2 separate regions of the Homo sapiens genome follow, and region 1 is linked to region 2. The links are chromatin loops, found by intact Hi-C in ENCODE. Cell type or tissue: GM12878. All regions are shown on one strand. Links, peaks and the distances in the headings refer to the core of each region. The heading gives the core; the rest is flanking DNA. Region 1 overlaps LOC105376476 (a long non-coding RNA gene). Region 2 has its middle 180 kb from the start of JCAD.

The links. A loop is a pair of places that touch in the nucleus more often than their neighbours do. Peaks named below come from ENCODE experiments on the same cell type or tissue, not always from the same donor. Only the 100,000 strongest peaks of a DNase experiment are listed, where the experiment ranks them.
Region 1: it touches region 2 in a loop (3-fold over the local background); 3 of 110 quality-filtered maps call a loop at or near these places.

What each region holds. Positions count from the first base shown.
Region 1 is chr10:29,825,213-29,833,545 of GRCh38, forward strand. LOC105376476 (a long non-coding RNA gene) reads left to right here. Exons shown (of 3, transcript XR_930790.2): 2 at 1,984-2,157; 3 at 3,231-3,899. Among named protein-coding and RNA genes, the nearest start is that of SVIL, 190 kb to the left of the region's middle. In GM12878, for the core only: no CTCF peak of the experiment used is centred there; a DNase peak (open chromatin) is centred at 3,888.
Region 2 is chr10:29,879,873-29,888,205 of GRCh38, forward strand. No RefSeq gene overlaps it. Among named protein-coding and RNA genes, the nearest start is that of JCAD, 180 kb to the right of the region's middle. In GM12878, for the core only: no CTCF peak of the experiment used is centred there; no DNase peak of the experiment used is centred there.

The DNA.
Region 1 (8,333 bases), core at 24-8,023, 55 kb before region 2:
AATAGGCCAGCATTGGGACTGACTAGATGTAGCAAAATGACCCCAATTTTCTATACCATGGTTTAGGGACACAAAACCAGGGAACACTTAACCAGGCCTATTCTACTGGGGTGATCAAAGAAGAGTTAAACAAATCCAACCACAAGCACAAAATAAAGCCCATGTGAGCGGCACACGGCACACATGTAACTTTATATTATAAATCATTTCCTCATATTTTCAAAGGAAAGGAAGTTCTATAAAGTGATTGTATTTACTACACATCTGGTATCAGAGATATTCAAGATTGCTATAAAATGATTATTTATAACTCAATAGCTACTCTTGTTTACTACATAGAATACATCACCATCCCATATTGTTACATTAAATCAGCATTTTCCCCACTTTTACTGCATTTGTTATCAAGCCTGTGGCTCAGGCAAAAATGCCTTACAAAGAGCAGCCTAGAAGGTAATAAATAAGATGCACTTCTAATCTGCCTGGGGTTCGAAAGTTTATTCCAGCTGAGTCCACATGTAACCCAGAGAAGAAGCCCCTCTGTTTGTTCCCTTAGGCATTCTTCCCTCTTGGAATACATTTCAAGGAGGGGCAGGGTAATATCATCTTAGGTACAGAGCTCTGTAGGAGTACAAAGTACCCTATGGAGCTAAGGCAGTGAGAAGACTGGACTGGGCATTGGATAGTGCTGACGGAGTGGGCAGGTTTTGTTCTTGTGGTCATTCAGCATCCACTCCTCCTTCTTTGGTAGTTGCATTCCAATTTGGGGGACGGAGGATAGAATTATTCCTCCCTTATGAGATGAGTTTGGAGGAGATTTTTACTCAAGGCTCCATGCCTTTCTCTGGTTAAGGGATATTCACTTGACACAAGCAAGACCAAGTGAGCTCTTCCTAACCCAGGAGCCTCTCTGGGATTTGAATCACAATCCCTCCTTGTGTGGAGGAAGACAAGAAACAGAGTGATGAAAAGACAGAAAGCCATCAGAGTTCATTCATTCGAGTGGTGGTTCTTGGATAAGACTGCCCCCATATCCTAAAACCCCAAGAAAGCACCCGGTCCCTGTCCTCTGTAAGCCTGGTTCTAAAATCCTAGGAGCCCCCTCAAACTCTTCCAATAAATTCCCCTGTGACTTTGTGGTTAACTTAGCTAGACTCTCTGTCTATTACTTGCCATCAAAGAACTTGAAGCCTAAACCCTGGGGCTGCCACGCCTTAGCTGAGTGGTCTTGAAAACTCACTTCACTCAACCCTAAAACAAACAGGACACAACCTGTCCTATGGAGTTGATCACACAAATTGGCAAATAGGAAATTCCCAATCTGGCGAGCGAGATGGATTGAGTTTACGCTGCTTCACACACTCTCTGGAGACTCCTTAAAGATGTATGTTGTATAAAGAATCAATTCCAACTGCAGAATGAATGCTGACAGGCACCATCAGCTCCTGCCCGTGTGTCTTCAACTCTCTCCCATTGGAAAAATCAATGAATCAGTAATAATATTGTCCCCTCCTTCCTGTAAAGGAAATCTGAGCTAAATCCCAAGGCTGCCATGTAAATTTCCTCATATTGTTGCTTTCCTTCCCCCTCTCCCGCCCCAAGCCTTTGACAAAAATGATGGGCTGTGATCTGTGTCCTAGTAGCAGGAAGCCTGTCAGACCTGACTCTTGCTGACTCTTTCATCTCCCGGCAGCTCCAGGAAGCAAAAGAAAAAAAAAAAAAAAAGGTGGGGGAATCTGCTGCCATCACCCCCATCCAAACCAGGCTCAGGAAATTTTCCAGGGCCAGGCTGCCTTTGTGGAAGCTATGTAAGGACTGGAGAAACACATGTTCTCATGCAAACAAACCCCAAAACAAAACAAGGGATCCTGCCTTTGTACCTGGCCTGTCTCCAAAGGTGGTACATTATCTCCAAAGGTGGCCACCATCATTTCCTTCTCTCCCTATATGTGATTTCCTTCTCTATTGGCTCCATTCATCAAGAAGTAGAGGTGATTCCTGCTCTTCCTCTTTGAACTTGGGCCAGCCTTGTGATTTGCCTTGACCAACTGGACATGGAGGAAGTGATACTGTGCCGGTGCTTAGCCCGGCCTTTTAGAGGCCTGGCATCTTCAGCTCTCTCTCAGGAGAATACTTGTACCTGGATCTTCACTAGGGGTAAGTCCTTGTTCTCGATTTTAAACATTTATTTAGCCAACTAAGTGCTCTATTAATTCTAGTTGAAGGGGAGATGCAGAGACAGTGTTCTAGTTGCTAATGCTGTGTGAGAAAGCACCCCAGAAGGTCGTAGGTGAAACAACTATCTTAAGATGCTGGCTGATCGGGGCTGGGGCATTCAGAAGGGCCAAAGCAAGAGTGGCTTGTCCCTGCTCTATGGTTCTTGGATAACTCAAAGGGCTGGGGGCTGAGAGAGTGGAGGAAGGAGGACACACTTCCAGATGGCTTGCTTGTTCATGCACGTGGTTATGCACCGGGCAGGAACAGGGACAGCCAGAGGGCCAAGCTCAAACTGACAGCTAAAGAGCCCAGAGGGGCAGTCCTTGGGGGAGGCGGTGCCCACTGCCTGCCTTATAGACCGTATCCCTACCATCACCTTGACTTACTTTCCGCTATATGTTATTGGAGGGAGCAGTCCCTAGCCGTCCTAGATTCAAATGAGGGGTATAGACCTCACCTCCCAAGGTGGAGTCAGTAACAGGGAACTGTGGGCCACATTTAAAACCATGACAGGCTAGTGAATGGCTTTCTGGGAGATTTATGGGTGAAGGGAGGAGGAGAGTCTTGAAGAAGCCCAGATTCAGTCATTCTAAGCGTTTGTCACAAATGGATCTATCATCTGGGTTTCAAATACAGCTCTCAGATGACTGCTCTTCAAGAGGCTGGGCACAGTGGCTTATACCTATAATCCTAGCACTTTTAGAGGCTAAGGCGGATGGATCAGCTGAGGTCAGGAGTTCGAGACCAGCCTGGCAAAAACGGTGAAACCCCATCTCTACTACAAATACAAAAATTAGCTGGGTGTGGTGGTGCACACCTGTAATCCCAGCTATTTGGGAGGCTGAGGCAGGAGAATTGCTTGAACCCAGGAGACAGAGGTTGCAGTCAGCAGAGATTACCACCACTGCATTCCAGCCTGGGTGACAGAGTGAGACTCCATCTCAAAAAAATGAAACAAAAAACAAAACAAACAAACAAACAAAAAACAAAGACTGCCTTGTGTTTCCTTGCAGGCAGCCAGGGCAGAATGCGGTGTTCTCAAGACTGCCATGCTGGCTCATCCATACCTTGTTGGACTTGATAAGTATCGTAACCTAATGAAGGATGCCATTCTGTGCTCTGCAAGGCCTGGGGGAGCCCCAGTGGGAAGGGATCCAGATGGTGCTGGGCCTGGGCCAAAAGTGAAATGGGGGAGGACGGGTCCTTTCTCTCCTTTGTCCCTAACCTCCCCACTTCCTACTGCTGTCTGACTCAGAACCCTCATGAAAAACCCAACTTTTTACACTGATATTTCCCAGAGGCCTAATTGTGCAACAAGAAATAAAAACACAATTAGGGAACTGAGGTCCAGCAGGAAATTCATGTTACATAAATAAGACCTGGAGTGCATAGGGGAGTGCCCCAGCTCTCAGCCTTGTTAGTATTGAAGGCTCCGAGCACACAGATCTGGGATCCTCTGATTTGGTGGATAACCCTTGTGAACAATAATTCTCTGAAAAGGTATTTGGAGGAAAGAGACTTTATTCCTGTAAACAGTTTTCAAACTAGGGGAATGCAGCTTTCAGTGTAAAATGAAGGTGCTTTCCAGACAACAAAGGAGGGGCTGGGCTTTTATAGAGAAAGTTCCTGCCCTGTTCCCACTCAGGTCCACTTATGCAAATAAAGGATTCAAACTTGCTTAATCTGATTGGTTGATGCTTGCTGAGTTCTGATTTGTTGACACAGGTCATAGTCTATTGGTTGGTTCCGGCAACATAAACAAGAACAGGAAGCTATGAAAGTCCCAAAGTTAAGCAGATGTGGGTTTTCTGGGAACTCAAAAACATGTGTGACTTCTAGTCAGCAAGTTGCCGCTTGGCTCTAAATTGAATTTAGGCCCTGTTAGCCAGAGTGTGAACCTTGAGAGAGCCGGCCTTTCAAGGTTCACACTCTTCACATGGGCTGGAGAGATTCCTATCATAACTGATTTATCCATTCACCCATTGACAGGCACTTGGATTGCTTCCACCTTTAGGGTGTTGTGGACAACATCAACACTGCTACAAACATGGGTGGACAAAAGGCTAGTTCTCCTCAACCATGGTGTATGTAGCTGGAGGGAAAATGCCAAAAGCTGCATTATGAGAAACAGTAAAGTCAAAACTGGAAAGATGGATCAAAGCGTGATGTCTCCCTGAAGCCCCTCCTACTAGGCTTGAGGTGAAGGAGAAGCACAGGAAGAAAAGTGCCTCAGTGCTCCAACAACTTTTTCCAAAGAAGCCCTCTTTCTCATTTCCAACTTTAAACCTTTTAAAACTTTGATTGGCATAGAGCTAAGGGTTGGAGAACATTGTCACTTCCCTCCTTTGCAAGTCTGTGTGGATAGTTGTATGTTATCTCCAAAGGTGGCCACCATCATTTCCTTCTCTCCCTATATGTGATTTCCTTCTCTATTGGCTCCATTCATCAAGAAGTAGAGGCGATTCCTGCTCTTCCTCTTTGAACTTGGGCCAGTCCTGTGATTTGCCTTGACCAATTGGACATGGAGGAAGTGATACTGTGCCAGTGCTTAGCCTGGCCTTTGAGAGGCCTGGCATCTTCAGCTCTCTCTCAGGAGAGAATGCAGCAGGCATGTAAGAAGGCTGATGAATCAGACCACCATATTATGAGGAAGCCCAAGCTAGCCACATGGAAATGGCACACAAAGGAAAGCTGAGGAACGAAACCAACAGAAGCATCAGGTCCCCAGCCATATGACCCAGTTAAGCCACCTTAGCTATGTGGTATTCCAGGTAAGGTTCCCTGCTATGTGGTATTCCAGGTAAGGTCCCAGAATTTAGTCATGGAGGTGAGCCATTCCCTCTGTGCCTTGTACAAATTTCTGAGCCAAATAATTTTGAGAAAATAAAAGACCTATTTTATACTGTGAAGTTTTGGTGCATGCTGTTATGTAGCAATAGATAACCTAGAGCAGTGGTCTAGCACTTCATTTTGGAATGTGGGAGTACTTAGTTTACTGCTTTATTCTTAGCCTTTTGAAACCTCAGCAGAAAATGAGACAAGTAAAATCCCATTTTAACATCCTGTTACATATATTTCAAGATCATCTGTGAAAATGTACATGTGATGCTTTGTTAACCTTTAACAGCCTGTCTTAAAAGACACTATCGTCGAGCAGAAGCCTCTAAAAACAGAATCTTTACAATCAGCAACAGGCTGGCTCCTGACACTTCGGGGGATGAGGCAAGAGTACGAATAGAGACCTACATACCACATGTTTAGATACTTAAAGGCTGTAAATCAAGCTAACAACCTATTAAACAAAATATGCTGTAGCTTGCTGCTTTGAAAAAAATACTGTCATGATGACCTTGAAGTCCAAGTTCAAATTTAGAATTCTCAACTGTCTGGAATTCCGCAGTGGAATATGGTGGTGTGGGGAGAGCTAACCCTGGCTCCAGGCCTTTGTTCCATAGCTCACCCTCTCTTCTCTCATTCCTTCTGTGCTGTGGGAGGACTCATTCTCATCCACGTGGACACCCCAGCACAAACAACCAAACTCCAGTCACCAGCACACTCAGGGGTATGATCCAGAAAGAGGAAAGCTATGTCCCTCTAGCTCTGGGGATGCCTTGTCCTGGAGGGAGGCACAAAACTGGATAAGAGTCAGCATTTATTTCCCTAGAGTTAGGGGTTGTAGTACAGTTTAGCAAACTGCAAAGTCTGATGGAATAGTCCCTTACTTCAGACAATAGTTGCAAGTTTAGGGGTCCCCAGGACCACCCTCAAGTTCAATAATTCTCTAGAATGGTTCAGAGAACCCAAGAAAGCATTATACATAGCATGAGAATGTGTGTGTGTGTTTGTTTTAACAGTTGAAAGTTACACAAGAAAATCAATCAAGGGAAGAGACACACAGGACAAAGTCCAGTTGGGATCCAAAGGAAGAAGATCCTTTGGTTCTCTTCCCATGCATTTATGATCAGTGTATTGGTCCATTCTCACATTGCTATAAAGAAATACCTGAGACTGGGTAATTTATAAGGGCAAGAGGTTTAATTAGCTCACAGTTCTGCAGGCTGTACAGGAAGCATGATGCTGGCTTCTGCTTAGCTTCTGAGAAGGCCTCAGGAAACTTACAGTCATGGCGGAAGGCAAAGAAGGAGCCAGCACTTCACATGGCCAGAGCAGGAGGAAGAGAGAGAGGGGAGGTGCAACACACTTTTAAACAACCAGATCTCACAGGAACTCACTCATTATTGCCACAATAACACCAAGGAGCATGGCGTTAAACTATGAGAAACCACCCCTATGATCCAATCACCTCCCACCAGGCCTCACCTCCAACACTGGGAATTACAATTTGACATGAATTGTAATTGGGCAGCTCCACACCATATCAGATAGCATTGCCTCCTCCTGGCCAGGACAATGTACACAGGGTACAGCCAACCGAGGATGCTCACCTGAGCCTTGGCTGTCCACAGTTTTTGCTTGGGGTCTATCGCATACTGCTCATGTGGGTGACCTTCAGTCTGCAGCCCCTTTTAAGAGGCTCAGGCTAATAATTCTGGAAGTTGGAACTGATATGATGTGTCTCCAAAACCCCATCATAAATCATATCATTAGACTATCCAGTGGCTAAAGTCCCCAGGCAAACAAAGTCCCTCTTATTGGGCAGGACATTCCAGGGGCTTGGAGATCACCACTCAGTAGCCGAGAGCAAAGGCCAAACTTCTCTTTCAGGAAGGCTAATCCTTCACTTCCCCAGGGCCCAGGGTTGCGCCCCTCCTGCCTAGCTCTAGAATGATATTGATCAGAAATACTCTCAATGATTGACATAAACCCAAAGTGAGCAAGACAACAGAAGAAATGATGTGGCTGCATATTGAACTCTCCAAGGAGTCTACATTTAAATAGATGGAAGAAATGGAAGGAGAACCCCAGTCCAAGAAGAGATGCAAAAAATGGCAGTGCTTAGCAGGGAGAATATTGGGAAAGCCAGGATGAGCTAAGGCTTGTGAAAAGCACCAGCCCAAATGGGCTTTTTTTAGCGGGGAGGGGGAAAGACAGTGTCTGGCTCTGTCACCCAGGCTAGAGTGCAGCCGCATGATCATGGCTCACTGCAGCCTCAACTTCCCAGGCTCAAGTGATCCTCCCTACCTCAGCCTCCTGAGTAACTGGGACTACAAGCTGGGATTACAAGTGCATGCCACCATGCCCGGCTATTTTTTTTAATTTTAATTTTTGTACAGATGGAGTCTTGCTATGTTGTCTAGGTTGGTCTCGAACTCCTGGACTCAAGTGATCCTCTTGCCTTGGCCTCCCAAAGTGCTGGGATTACAGGTGTGAGCCACCAGGCCTGGCCCAAAATGGGCTTTTTAGCAACATTCCAAGAAGAAACACCAAGAAAGGTCTTCTCTGGGTGATGGTGTGATGCAGCACTGTGGGAAATTGGCTCTCTTGCCCCAGAAAGCTCCACGAAGTAGAGGTATCTGGTCACTTACCCAGTTAGAAAAGCAACAAAGCTATGAGAAAATCAGAGCCAAAGAGAGCAAGAGGCTAAGGAGGGAAGGTCAAATGTTTGCAGCCCATCTGAATTTGGCTGGGAATCTGCAAAGCTCCCTTATTGCATCTTTTCAGAGTAAGACGGGGAAACGTAAAGTAGGAGAGAGAATTGGCAGGAGAGTCACATCTGGTTGTAGAGCACCATGCTCAAAGGTGTCCACCTGGAGGGCTCCTCTGTTGGTTGTTTAAATTCCTTATTTTATTGTCAACTTGGATCAAGAAATTGAAACTATCCTTATCACTGCACAGATGACATGAAGCTGGGAAGGATCACTGATACCCGGGTAGAAGAATCAAGATTCAAGAAGATCATAGGCTGAGTTCAGTGGCTCACACCTGGAACCCCAGCACTTTGGGAGGCCGAGGTGGGAGGATCACTTGAGCCCAAGAGTTTGAGACTAACCTGGGCAACATAGCAAGACCCCATTTCTACAAAAAATTTTAAAAATTTAGCCGGATGTGTTGGCATGCAATTTTAGTCCCAGCTACTTGGGAGGCTGAGGCGAGAGAATCTCTTGAGCCCAGGAATGGGAGGCTGCAGTGAGCCGTGATGGCATGTGCCACTGCAC
Region 2 (8,333 bases), core at 273-8,272:
AACTCAATTCATATATAATGCCCAGTCCCAAACTTCACTCGCGGTTTCCAACATCTTCCTTGTAAAATCTTTGTCTGAAGCCATCACAAAATGGTAACATTGCTTGATTTCCACATTATCTTTCTGTCTTCAATTAATGAGTTGGCTGACCTCGAGCTAGGCAATTTGGCATTCACTCTTTCCAGTTGTGTAATGAGGGTGGTGCTCTTCTGGGGGCTTGGCAATCTCTTCCAGGACTCACATTGTGAGATTCTCTCCAGAGAAGAGACTTGTGTGATGCTTTCTAGACACTCTATTCTCTTCTGCTATAAGCAGGGCGATTGCTGAGCAAGGGGCAGGAAGTACTTAGAGCTTTGCCCTAGACTTTGGAAAGACCTGGGTGAGAAGTCAGGCTGCACATCTTCGGCCCGCTCTGACCTCAGAAGGCTGCTTCTCTCATGGAAGGCAGTGGGAGCACCCAATGAGCTAATGCATGTGAAATACTTAGCACAGTGCTTGCCTCAGAGCATGCACCTACAATATGTTAGTCCAAAGAAAACAAAAGGTCAAAGGTAAAAAGTAGGAAAAAAGGGAAGGGGGCTTAGGCCAACCCCAGACTATGTACCAAGCCCCACTTCAGCAGACTCAGCATACATGTTGTTGTCTCATGGATAGAGACAAGATGGAGACCCAGACTTTATCTCAGCGATGCAATATCAGGAGAAAACAAGGCGAATGTCAGCATTCTTATCAAAAGATAATTTTGGCCAGGTGCGATGTCTCTTGCCTGTAATCCTAGCACTTTGGCTGACATGGGAGGGTTGCTTGAGCTCAGAAGTTCAAGGCAAGCCTGGGCAACATAGTGAGACCCCATCTCAACAAAAAATGAAAAAATTAACTGGGCATTGTGACTCATGCCTGCAGTCCCAGCTACTTGGGAGGCTGAGGCAGGAGAGTCAATGGAGCCCAGGAGTTCGAGGCTGCAGTGAGCTGTGATTGTGCCACTGCACTTCAGCTTAGGTGACCGAGTGAGACCTTATCACTAAAAAAAAAAGGAATAAAAAAGGAAACAAAGTCTGTCGTAAAGAGAACATGAACCAGAATTACGCTTTTCAAATACAGTCACAGCTGCCAGCAGTGGCACGCATTCACCAGTGTGCAGGGAAGTCCCAGACCCTTCAGGACTGACTTAGTAAGAAGCCTACATCTCTTAGTGGCCTGAGAACAGCTGAGGGATGAATGTGGCCCATTGCTTAGATAAGGAGTGGACAGGAGACAGATGGGTGTGGGAAGAAGTCATACAATAAACCTTGTACTTTTCTGTAAGGAGAGAACTTGAATGGTAACGAGAATGTTATCAATTCCTTTTTCTCCAAGGCAGAGGAGGACCCATTTGTAAAATACTTTATCTTAATGTTCCCTCAAAGTTCTGGCTCTGAGGTCACTTCCATGTTCACTGTTTAGTATTTTTTTTTAATGAAGAACATTTGTATTAGTGTCTCAAGTGCAGGGAATTTCTGATCAACCCAGTGATGACTGAAAGCTGGACTGAACAGCCCTCCGTTGCAGCGAGCCCACGGCTGTCTGGCTCCAGAAGGGGCTTACCTTGAACGTGGCCAGCAACTGCGGGGGAGAAAGTCAGGCTCACAAATCTCATCTTAGGTCATAGGCACATCTGTTTCCCACCAAGTGGGCTTGGCCTCAGGTTTTCTCTTTCAAAGTCTGCCCTTTCATTAGGGCTGCCCTTTTATTTTATGGGTGTTGGCTTGGCTTATCTGTGCGCAGCCTGTCTCCCAGGCACTGTTACTCCGCACACACATCGCACTCTTATGAGGCTGTGTCCACGGTTGGGCAATGCCTGTGCTTTTTTTTTTTTCTCTTTTTTCTCAAGGGGATAGAAAAAAAGCACAAATAAATTACAGCCATGAAGCCTTCAGTTGGATTTTCTTGTCCAACATGCTTTACAGCAAAAGAATGGAACACTCTGTTTTATCTTAGAAGCAATAAGTGGGAGAATGGGATTCTAGAGGACTTTAAAGGGAATCCAGTGACTTCTGACCATCCTGAGAAAAGGAAGCATTTTGCTTTGAAGTTTCAGGACACAGAAGGGGTCCTGAAACTGATGGGAATGTTGGAACCGAAGGGCTTGAGTCCGCCCTGAGACAGAGCAGCTGCTGGGCTGGGAAGTCTTGTTGTTGGGAACATTGGTTATGACTTCCATCTCGATCTGCTACTTGCCTTGATGTAGTAGCTCCACGAGGAGTTGCTCTGATTTAAAGACAAAAATTAATCAAACATGGTGGGGAGATAGCCAGTCTAGTAACAAACTGAGAAGGCTAGAAGCCTCGTGATGTTCCCTAGAGTTTTCCTGAAAAAGAACCGTAGTAGAAAAAGAATGGCTCATCCCCCAGCTTGGTTCAAGGCCCCTGGGCTCTGTGCATTGTCAGGTGTCTACAGGAGTTTCTCTGAGGCCATCTCAGCAATTCAGATCCAGAAACTCCAGCATCTGCCTAGGAAGCCATTTTCTCTGCAAATGCACCAAGCCTGAGAGCTGGTCTTAGGAGCTTTTCTTGCACTCCATTGAGTTCAGAACCCACTTCTGGTCCTGTAAATTTCCACAGAATGTGATGTCATTGGAGAGGCATGTGCCTCTTATCCACCAAGACTGGATCCAGGATTTCTGGGGCCAAACCTTATTCCACCTGAGAATCTGGAAAAGAATACTAAATTACAAGTGCGAAACCAGGGACAGGGCCCTGCACAGGAAAGAGGCTGTGCAGGGCAGAGGCCTTGAAACTTAAGCTCTTTTAACTTCACAGTAGTGAATTGTCTCTGTCCCCACCACGGGTTATCAGCAGAGGGTAGTCAGGCTGTTCACAGCAAGCCTGCCCTTTGGGCATGGGGTCCTAGCATACTTCAGGCAGGGACAACGGCCCTTGGTGGCCTGAGTGGGCTTTGTTTCCCCCACCAACTAACAGTCCTCCTAGAACGTGTCCTACAGGAAACAAAACAAAGAAGGCATGTGTCCCATGTCCTCCAACAGTCCTCCAAGCATGGTCCTCCAAGCACGCGACCATGCTCCCCCAGGGACGTTTTCCTCGCAGCCTTGCCTTGGGTTCTGGTGAAGCTTGTGGCCCACAGCCAGCCCATGCTGAAATGAATGCTGAAGTGAAGAATGAAACTGAAGGCAAAAAACAGATCCCCAAGTGAATCTGAAATTCCTAAAGTGGGCTCAAAGGCAAAGGGGAATTCCCTTCCTGTACCTAGGACATGAGTATATTCCTGCTTTGCCTGGAGTAGGAATAATAAGTCGCTCCTTTTTTGTCAACAAAGAGGGGCCCCTCTGGGTTGGTCTCGGGAGTTACTTGGGGGCCTCTGGCCTGGAGGCCTGTACTTCTTCTCTCTAGAGAAGTTTGTACTGAAGACACTTGTAGACTTAATCTTTTTTCTTGTTTTTTTTTTTTTTTTGAAAGTAGAGACAAGGTCTTGCTACATTGCCCAGCTGGTTTCACACTCCTGGCCTCAAGCAATTCTCCAGCCTCAGCCTCCCAAATGCTGAGATGACAGGTGTGAGCCACCACACCCAGCCAGGTTTAATCATGGCCATTCATCTGCTCTAGCCACATCGTCCCTGGCTGTTTTGCTGAAATTGGCCAAGAAGGCCTCTCCCATGCTGAGTCCCTCACTCTTGCGTGTAGACCAGGTATGTTCCATGCTGAGAGGGAGAAAGACAAAGGCCTTGGTTCTATGAGCTAACAGCACTACCACGTTGAGTGGCTCCAGGGAGTCAGTGTGTAGAAGGAAACCTCTATGGGATGAAATGCTGTCCAGTAGAAGATCAGAAAAGTGCTTAAGATTGATGTGGAGAAGGCTGAGAAGGGAGTGAAGGAGCTGTCCATAACAGAAGCTTCAGGAAGGGCTCTTCTCTTGTCCCAGGGCTGGGATGCCTTGAGAAAGGGTTTTTGTGTGCGGATTCCACATGCTAGGTGAAGACAAGGCACTCTACAGGGCACTAACCCAAGGAGGTGCCATGCGGGAAATAAGGGTTCCATGGCTAGCTAAATTTGGGAAACAGCATGCTACATCTGCCACTTGGAAATTTATAATGCGTGTTAAAGGAATAAAGTCTGAAAAATCTTACACTTGAAAAAGGGAACTGGCCGGGCACGGTGGCTCACGCCTGTAATCCCAGCACTTTGGAAGGCAGAGGCAGGCAGATCATTTTAGGTCAGGAATTGGAGACCAGCCTGGCCAACATGGTGAAACCCTGTCTCTACTAAAAATACAAAAAAAATGAGCCAGGCGTGGTGGTGGGCACCTGTAATCCCAGCTATTAGGGAGGTTGAGGCACAAGAATTGCTTGAATCCAGGAGGCAGAGGTTGCAATGAGCCGAGATGGCACCACTGCACTCCAGCCTGGGTGGCAGAACGAGACCCTGTCAAAAAGAAAAAAGAAAAAAGAAAAAGAAAAAGGGAAACAAAATCATTTTAATTTTGTCAAGCACTTAGCAAATGTCACAGAAACCACTGCTCATAGAATGCCTGTGTCCTTGGATGTGCCACTGGTGTTTATGGAACTGAATTAATGCCCAGCTGGCTTAGGAAGGAGCTATCAAAGCTGCAGGATTAGCTAGTCTGCCGCTTGCTGGACAGAACAGATGGACAGACGGTGAAGTGTGCCTCCATTGTACACAACACTGCCCTGCAATTCAAGGTGTGAGTCTTTGGAGGAAATTTTGGAAGAAGGTGAAAAAGATGGTAAAAAAAAAAAAAAAAAATCCTTAGGTAGTAATGTATGCGTTGCCTGGGCAAGAGAAATGGGGGAAATGGTGTCCTACTCTATGAGGTTAAGAAAAGATAGTCTATAGGGAGACTGGGAAACGCCATTAAGAAAGATCTATTATTATGATAGGTGTATGATGACAGGTGTTATTACGGTTAGGTGTATTAATCACACATCTGAAATTTTACTATTACTTTTTGCTATATTATTACTATAGATGGTAACAGCAACATTTATTCTTTTATTTGATGTTTCATTGTTGGGAAAATTATTTAGATCTCTTTTGGTCCTCCGAAAAGCTCTGTGAGATGACGGGTCTTTTTTGACTTTTATTTTAAATTCAGGGGTACATGTGCAGGTTTGTTACATGGGTAAACTTGTGTCATGGGAGTTTGTTGTACAGATTATTTCCTCACCCAGGTATTAAGTCTAGTACCCATTAGTTATTTTTCCTGATTCTCTCCCTCCTCCTGCCCTCCACCCTCCAGTAAACCCCACTGTGTCTTGTTCTCCTCTATGTGTCCATGTGTTCTCATCATTTATCTCCCACTTATAAATGAGAACATGCGGTATTTGGTTTTCTGTTCCTGTATTAGTTCGCTAAGGATAATGGCCTCCAGCTCCATCCATGTCCCTGCAAAGGACATGATCTTGTTCTTTTTTTATGGGTGCATAGTATTCCATGATGTGTATGTACCACATTTTCTTTATCCAGTCTATCACTGATGGGCATTTAGGTTGATTCCATGTCTTTGCTAGTGAATAGTAGTATTAACAACTGTAGATGAGATAAAAAGCTAAGAGAGTGACTTGCTCAAATTCCTACAGCCAGTAGATAATGGGCCCTGGACTCAAACCCTGGGTACCTGGCTCTATGTCTTTGGCTCTATCTTTAGGAGGAGGCAGCGGCTCTATCTTTAGGAGGAGGCAGCAGCTCCATGGTTCTACGTCTGGAAGAAGAGGGTCAGGGCCTCTGGATTCTTTAGGGAAAGGTCAGAGGAAAGACTCACAGGCCCTTGACTAGGCACTTGGGCTTTCCATGTTGCCCAGAGCTAGAGCTAATGAGGCTGGTGAGAGCTCAGTCCTTGAGAGTGCCCCTAGGAGCCTGCAGAGCTGGGGATGCCTGGGAGGGCAGAAGGGAACCAGAGGGCATCTCCTTCTTCTCACATTTGCCTCTTTGGTTCCTGCTAAGCAAGTTAAAGCAGGTAACAGAGCTCTGGCTCACATAGGTTCTTCTAAAGGCTTTGAAGGATAGGCACAAATACCTCCACTAATTATATCTCAGGCTATTCCAAAAATCAGAAAGGCAAATTGAAAAAACCCTGGATTTATTTTAAGGCTGTTTTGAGGCTCATGCGGGGCTGTTCTGGGATTCGGAGAATGTCCAAAGAGGAGTTGATTCCAGGGATCGAGGCTGAGGGCCCTGAGATGCAGGTGGATGTGGGGCCCATGGAGGGGGGTGTTCTACATTTAATCTCACCCCAGCCTTGGGCCATGGGGGACCTTGAAGTAAACCTGGGGAGGCTACAGCTGCAAAGATAATCTCACTGTGGTCCAAAGTCCTAGATAACCCCAGGGAACAAGGGGTCTAACCCACAGGCCATCTGGGATGTGTCAGAATGCTCTGAGAAAGTGGGATGTGGTCTTAAAGCAGAGTGGAGGGGCAGCCTCAAGGCTTAGAGCCAAGGAAGATTTAGAACCCAGGGAAGCTGGAAGCAAAGTACTTCAGGGCAGTGGGATACAGCTGAGAAGAGATGGGACAAGGTCACACCATGTAGGGAGTTATTAAGAGGGGAGGTACCCACAATCCAGAGGCCTCAGCTGGTGGAGGAATGCAGCTGGCCTTGCTCGGAAGAGGAAGAAACAGACCTTGCATTGTTAGAAAGAGAGCCTTATGGAGAGCTGTGGCCTGAGTTGAGACAGAAAGTGTTAGACAGGCAGGCAGATAGCATAGCGGAGGCCAGGGGGTGAGCTGGTATGGGGTCGGGGAGGAGAGAGAGTCACCTCTCCACTGCAGAGCTGGTGAATTTGAACTGCAGAATGGTCACCTTGTGTTGGTGAGGCCAGGTACTGTGGTGAGGGTAGAGGTGTGGACAGAATCAGGAAGCAGAGATGCACAGGGAAAAGATCCTGGGGACAGCACTCCTCAAAGATGGGAAGGCTCACAGGGTCTCCACCAAGAGTGGGGAGCTGCACCAACGGCTCAGACCAGAGAGGAAGGAGATGGGGGTAGGAAAACTCCACAGGCAGTTAAGAATGACCTGACTGAGGAACCCTGTGCTAATCAGCTACGACCTTTTCCACCAGTCCTGACAGCCCAACTCCTCTTCAAGGAATCCTCATTGCTCTTGGCCATGCAGATCCCCTTTTCCATGTGAACTCACATGAGGACACCAGTATTCTTTCTGTACCTTCTCGGCCATCTTGCTTCCCATAAGAGACTCACCTGCTCAAATCCCCCATGTTCCCAATTGTACCATCTGCCTATGTTGCTAAGAGTAGCTATCCAAAAATGCAAAAACAAGGCAAAAGGAGAAATGTATGTCCCTTCAATGTCACGCTGGATTTGATCTAAAACGCTCATCCAAGGATCCTTCCATTACCTGTGCCTTTGCTTGACTCACCATTTACTACTGATCAGGACCTGGAGTAATAAGTTCTAGTGTTCTACAGCACTACATAGTGGGGTTAACAACATATTGCATATTTTCAAATAGCTAGAAGAGCTGATCTGAATGTTCCCAGCACAAAAATATGATACATGTTTTGAGGTTCTGGATGTGCTAAAGATCCTGATTTGATTATTACACATTGTATACATGTGATGCAGTTTGGATGTCTGTCCCCTCCAAATATCATGGCGAAATTTGATCCCTATGTTGGAGGTAGGGCCTGGTGGAGGTGTTTGGGTCGTGGGGGCAGATCCCTTATGAATGGTTCGGTGCCATTCTCGTAGGAGTGAGTGAGTTCTCAAGCAGTCCCGCAAGAACTGGTTGTTGAGAAGAGCTTTGCACCTCCTTCTTTCTCTTGCTTCCTTTCTGGGTTGCTGTGTGATGCCTGCTCCCCTTCACCTTCCACCATGAGTGGAAGCTTCCTGAGGCCTCCCCAGAAGCAGATGCTGACTCCATGGTTCTTGTACAGCCAGAAGAAGCATAAACCAAATAAACCTCTTTTCTTTACAAATTGCCCAGCCTCAGGTAGTCCTTTATAGAAATGCAAAACAGACTACGACAATACATTTCAAAATATCACATTGTGCCCTGTAAATATGTACAATTATTATGTGTCAATTAAAAAATAATGAAAATAACAAAAAAAGACCTAGAGTCAGAAGTTACTTGGAGATTTGTGCTGGAGAGAGAGATGTACATTACTTCTGTTTGGGAGAAAAAGATAACTTCAAAAGGTATGATTATGGCAGGACATAAGCCAACTTTTCACATGTAACCTGGTAGCTGTGTCATTCTATATTCTTTCCTCAATGGCTGCAAATACTTGCACTTTCAGTGCTCCTGATTGAGCTTTTCCATCTGCTGTTCCCTCATTAATGGGTTAAATAAATCTTTGGCAG